Regions from separate parts of the Mus musculus genome. Here region 1 is linked to region 2. Evidence: chromatin loops called from intact Hi-C (ENCODE). Cell type or tissue: heart. All regions are shown on one strand. Links, peaks and the distances in the headings refer to the core of each region. The heading gives the core; the rest is flanking DNA. Region 1 has its middle 270 kb from the start of Gm20125. Region 2 has its middle 200 kb from the start of Gm20125.

What was found. A loop is a pair of places that touch in the nucleus more often than their neighbours do. Peaks named below come from ENCODE experiments on the same cell type or tissue, not always from the same donor. Only the 100,000 strongest peaks of a DNase experiment are listed, where the experiment ranks them.
Region 1: a loop joins it to region 2, with 2.9 times the contacts of the local background. A loop is called at or near these places in 2 of 42 quality-filtered maps.

Annotation. Positions count from the first base shown.
Region 1 is chr10:17,361,277-17,364,201 of GRCm38, reverse strand. No RefSeq gene overlaps it. Among named protein-coding and RNA genes, the nearest start is that of Gm20125, 270 kb to the right of the region's middle. In heart, for the core only: no CTCF peak of the experiment used is centred there; no DNase peak of the experiment used is centred there.
Region 2 is chr10:17,298,355-17,301,279 of GRCm38, reverse strand. No RefSeq gene overlaps it. Among named protein-coding and RNA genes, the nearest start is that of Gm20125, 200 kb to the right of the region's middle. In heart, for the core only: no CTCF peak of the experiment used is centred there; a DNase peak (open chromatin) is centred at 1,449; H3K27ac peaks cover 1,199 bases.

The DNA of each region.
Region 1 (2,925 bases), core at 336-2,835, 63 kb before region 2:
TATTCTCAGACATGGTGGTAAAAGGAAAATTTGTCTGTGTAAAAAACATGAATGTTTAGAGGGGTGACACACATTTTGGAAGTGTGCATTGCATTTCTATATTGACTAGTATTATGATTTTTCATTTGTCTGTTTGTTTGTTTTGCTTATACATTTTAAAACAAGAGAGTAAAGAAAATTCAGTAGCAGAGAAAAATGATCTATACAAGAATTAAAGATAGCCAACTCGATGCAAGATAAAAGGGTCATTTTTTAAGATAATCAAAACCATCTCAAGAAATAGAGGCATCTTTGAAAGTTCTTCCTGAAATTTTTAATTTTTTTGATGTTCAATGACTTATATTTGAAATTTTTCTCTTGGAGAGAAATGGAAAATTCCCTCTGTGCAATTTTCAACATAACATCCACTCTTTTCTATAAGAAAAACTTTCACCCTAAAATTCTAGTTTCCTGATATGGAAGGCATATTACTATTGTATTTGCAACAAGCATTTCCACGCAGAAAGCTCCCGCAATAAGTCAGCAATGAGTGTTCACTGCATTTTAATATTAAGAGTTTGGGGCTGGAGAAATGGCTCAGTAGTTAAGAACACTGACTGCTCTTCCAGAGGTCCTAAGATCAATTCCCAGCAACCATGTGGTATTTTGCAACCATCTGTTATTGGATCTGACAACCTCTTCTGGTGTGTCTGAAGACAGCTAGAACATACATACACTTTTATACATAAAATAAATAATTATATTATACATATAATAAATAAGGTAGACTCACCTGTTATGCAAAGTATTCTGTTTCTCCTTTCAAGGAGATTCTGTCCAAAGTCATTCATTACATTGCAAAGATACCCTAGAAAAGTATGTGTGACTCTATATTTTTTTTTGAAAATATTTTAAGTGATTCCTCTTCAACTTTTGTAGTATTTTCATCTCTTTAGGTTCAGTTGTACCAATGTCATGGAGCAGTTGTATGTTTCTATGCTGTGTGTGCTGGTCAGAGGGGTGTTTGGATTTTGAGGGTGCATTATGGAGAAAGACTGGGAGCTGGAAAATGAAATATTCAGGGATGTGTTAGAGGAGCTGATGCCAACCTTGTGAGCAAGTAGCAGTCAGTTTTCTTATAGTCACCTACTTAAATCACTAAGCAGGGGAAATCTCTCAGGGTCCGTTTAGTGTACTTGGTGGGAATCATACTGATGTCATCCACATAGTCTGAACACAGTGGGCTTGTCTAGCTTGGGGCTCGGCCCCTGTTCTTCCTTTGTCTCTACATGTAGCAGTCACCTCTTTTCCATGGATACAAACGAGAAACAGTAAATTCAGGGCAGGTTTCCTCTGCCCTTTGGCATCTTTCTGTGGGTTACACAACAATTTGGCTAGCCACTCAGAAAATCAGAGTTTCAGTCCCAAGGGAGATGCCAGTTGTGTGTCTCTCATTGTAACAGTTCAACTAGATCAAATCCACTTTAAATATTAAAGAAATACTCTCATGGCACTTCCTTTGCCTTCTAATGCAATGCATTTCACAGATCATGAAAAGGGAATCATGAAAATAAACTTCTTGGGTTATATTAATAAGCTAATCTTCTATCCACTTATAAATATTACTGGGGATATTAGTTAAATGCTACCATGTGTTAAGGCAGGCATTATAGGATCAAAATGCCATGTTCCTCATGAAATAGAGCTGCTACTTCTGGCATTATTAGAGTTTTGTTTTGTTTTGTTTTTTTCTTGTGGTGTGTTTTGAAGTCTATTTTCCTCACAAGGCACATGTTGTGTATAAATTATTAATTCATTAATTCATGAGGTATTTGGCCCCAATGATACAACACTTTTATTTTTTCTGGCTTGCAGGATGTACAAATGTGAAAACTACTAGCAGCAGTAAGTCAGTGCTGAGCTAAAAATAGAATTGAAGGCTTTTTGTTTTTAGCATATGATCGAAGAGCTTTCATATGGAAAGTAAATTTGTGCTATTTGTGGTCATGATATCAACTGTGATTAGGAAAATTGCTTCTGACCTACTACAAATTTTAATTATTTAAATTGTTTTAAAGCATAAGTATGACATTTCGGTTTAGGGAAACATACTGCCTTTAATGTAGTGTTACTTAACTGGAATTCATTCAGTGCAATTTAGATTAAACTAGGACACAAAGAGGGCATATTATGAAATCAACATACACACACAAAGAGGGCTCCACTATCCTGTGGTTAGGCATCTGGTAGCCACTCACACTCTGATGCTTACTGAGTAAAACAGGAGTCACTCAGTAGTTGGACAAAGATGCCCAAGGTCTTGAAAGAAGAATTAAGTTTATGATGGCTTCTGCATTTTCTCTCCAGAATTCTTCAAAGAGCCACTGAGGAGATGGCTCCTTTGGTAAAGTGCTTACAGTGTGTGGTAAAAATAGGAACCTGATCACCAGGACCTACATAAGAAGCTGGGCATAGTGGCACATGCCTCTCACCCTTGAGTTGAGATGGTGGAGACGAATGGATCCCTGAAGCTTACTGGTCAACCAGCCTCAATTATACCCATTGAGTATCAGGTAAATGAAAGACTCTATCTCAAAACATGAGACTTTATCTCAAGAAATGAGTTGAAGAAGACACTTAATGTTAACCTCTGGCCTCTGCAATTATATGCACATACATGCATGTACACACATACACACACACACACACACACACATTCTTTAAAGGCCTTATACACTACTTGGACTCTTCTGAGAATAAAATTCCTACTGTATACACTATAATTATATGATTACTAATAGGTTGTTTTTGGATCATCTATAAAGAATGTAACACAAATACACTTTGAGTATATTACTGTAATAATAACAAAACAGAAGGTAGTTGCATCTAGGAATAATTGAACAATTATTAACAAGGAGTTTACTAGGACAAGACCAACTTAAG
Region 2 (2,925 bases), core at 330-2,829:
CCCAGAGTCCCCTGAAAGCTCACATAAAGCAAATTAATACTTCCCATGCTCCAGTTCTAACATAGAAGCTGGCTTGGGAAATTATACTCATTCCAGCATTATTTCGTACGAAGACTAAGAGAAGGCACTATTCACGACATTACAAACTCAGAAAAAAAAATCTCATGTACCAAAATGGCTTAATTTGACTCAATATATTTCATTTTGGAAGGAAATGAACTCTTCCAATATCTTTACAGCAGTTCTTCAGTCACATGCAAGCCAGTGCTTCTTTGTTGAACATATAACTATTACCATCAGGTTTATCCTATGTGCACTGCTGTGTATGTTGATATTTGCAGGATCCTTTAGGAATGCACGAAAATCTCAAAGGCTATTGCTGCAAATCAAATGGCTTACTTCAGTGACTCACTGTACTGGCAGATAAATTACTTTTTGGTTATAAAAGCAATCCAACTGTCTTTTTCCTCTGTAAAGCTGATCTCCACAAGGAAAGTATGTCTTTCATTGATCCCTGGTGAGGAATACTTCAGATGACCTGTTCAATAGTGAAAATCAAAACCAGTAAAGACAGGTTTGTCAACCTGGATATAGATCACTGGGAAACGAGGGGTCAAAAGCCTGAGTAGAAGCTCAGCCTCTATCACTATTTAAAATGTCTCTTGTTAGAGAGCACTTATAGTTTAAATCTGAAATCACCAAATGGAATTATCCTTTCAATGTGATCAAACAGAGGAAACAGAAACACAAGCTGGAAAAAATGTACAATTGTAGAGATGGGACTGGGTCCTCTGCAAATGATCAGGGCTAGAATTTCTCCCTGCATAAAGCTCTTCTTTCTAAGTGCAGTTTTCTATCAGGCAGACAAAATGTTCTTCAAGGAAGGAGAATCTGTAGTTGTGGAGCTCAAGAAATGCAATGATCACATGGTGCTTACAGCCATTGGTCAGTGACTTGTAATTATGGGGCCTAGTTTTCTCACAGGTAAACCAGGAGACAGTTTTGCCCATTTCCACAGATATCACTAAAATTAAATAAAGCAATGCTTGTAAACAGAACTTGCCCTGTAGGTCACAACTGATGCTCCATATGCGGAGAGGTTATGTTATTTCTTATTTTACAGGTATTCTAAGTCAAACAATATCTTAATCTGGTTCCTGAACTGTCCATGGGCTGCCCGTGGCCCCCCAACCCTCTTGTAGCTCTATCCACTTTCTGCTCACTTTTCTCTCATCTCGCTCCTGTTGCCCCGTCCACAGTACCCACAAAATCCTCTTTCTCTTGTCTCCTGAAAGCCACTGCCAGCCCCACCTCCTTGCTGCCCAGATAAAGACCGCCATCGCCACTCCCTCATTAATCTAATGACCTTTAAGCTAGGTTGTGTTCCATGAAGGCAACACGGACTTTGAGGTAAACACTTTTTTCCACTGGTTTAATTTTAGCTTCATGAGCCAGAAGGGAGTCAAATCACACAAGAGGTCACAGGCACAGTGGGGGAGAGAAAGGCACTCAGGCACACATTCCTCCAGAGTCGTCTCCTGTTTAATTTTCTACCGCAAAGAGCAACCCTGCACTGACTTTAAAGGAAGCTCAGGGAGAGGAAAACAACGTGGCTCTCTTGGGAGGGCACTGCTGGGTGTGAGGTGCACAAAATAAAAGTCAGCTTCAATAAATTGCTTTTGTAAATGATTTATCAAATTCTCATTTTTCCCAATTTTGAACAGAGTACCTTTGGACACATCAAAAGCTGACGTCACCTCATCTTTCTGCCTCTGCTGGAAGGGCTAGCAGGGATTTTTTTTTCTCATATTATGAAGATTAAATATAGTACAAGAAGTGAGATGGTCTGCCGTGAGTGATTAATAAATGATCACTTAGTAAGAAAATTACAAGTAGTTGGTGGTTTTTATGCTGTATCTATAACTCAGGTGGATAGCAGCCATATGCCTGTACTGAGTCACAGAGAGCTGAAAGAAGTACCTCACTGATGAGGACTCAAACATAGACCCAAGCTGGAGAGCACAAGAACCCACAATCCTAGGAAGGTGAAAAGTCCCTCTGTGCTTTCCAAGCTTGTCAGAAGTTCACCCTCTGGTACAACCCAATAAGGGACAACAGCTCGAGCCTTAGTGCAAGGTAGCTTGTGAATCATCAAAGGCCACCTTTCAAGAAATCCTGTCCAGTTATGACTCACCTTTCTACTGCAATCTGAAAGATGGAGCCGAATCACCATTTCTTCAGGAAACACCTATTGAAGGATAAAATTGATACCACACTACACACGCATCTTCTCTGAGTTCTTAAAAAGATTCTTCTGTAAGTTGAGGTTGTTCACTAAGTCTCGGTTAGCTTGTTAGTCTGTTTTAAACAAACCTCTAGGGATCAGATTTGAGCATAGTACTTTAAAAGCGAACGCTTATGCTTGTTAGTTGTGACATGTCCATACAGGTAGGCATAGCGTGCTCATTGTCTACTGCTGGCTCTACCACATCCCGCCCTCCTTGTTTTCTTGTCCTTCAGTCCCTTTCTCTAATGCTTACTTTTTAATTTTCAGTAAATTTTTGGAATGTTTTTCACTTAGAAGGGAAGTGTGTGACACTTTGGTGTCTGGATAACGTTGTTTAACATGATGGTGTACAGATCCATTTTCCTATGAACAATCCTCTTCCTCTTCCTCCTTTTCTCCCTCTCCCCCCTCTCTGTCTCTTCCCTCCCTCCTTCCAACCTCTCTCTGTGTACTGTGTTTTCTTTACTTATTAATATGGTGATAGCCCCCGAGGTTTTATCTCTATCTTAGCAGCTATAAATAGTGCTTCAGTAAACATGTATTTGCAGACATATTAATATGCTCTATGCTATGTGCTGATTTCATTTCCTTTAGATAAATGCTTGGATGTGGTATAATAATAGTAGCAGCTTTAGTTT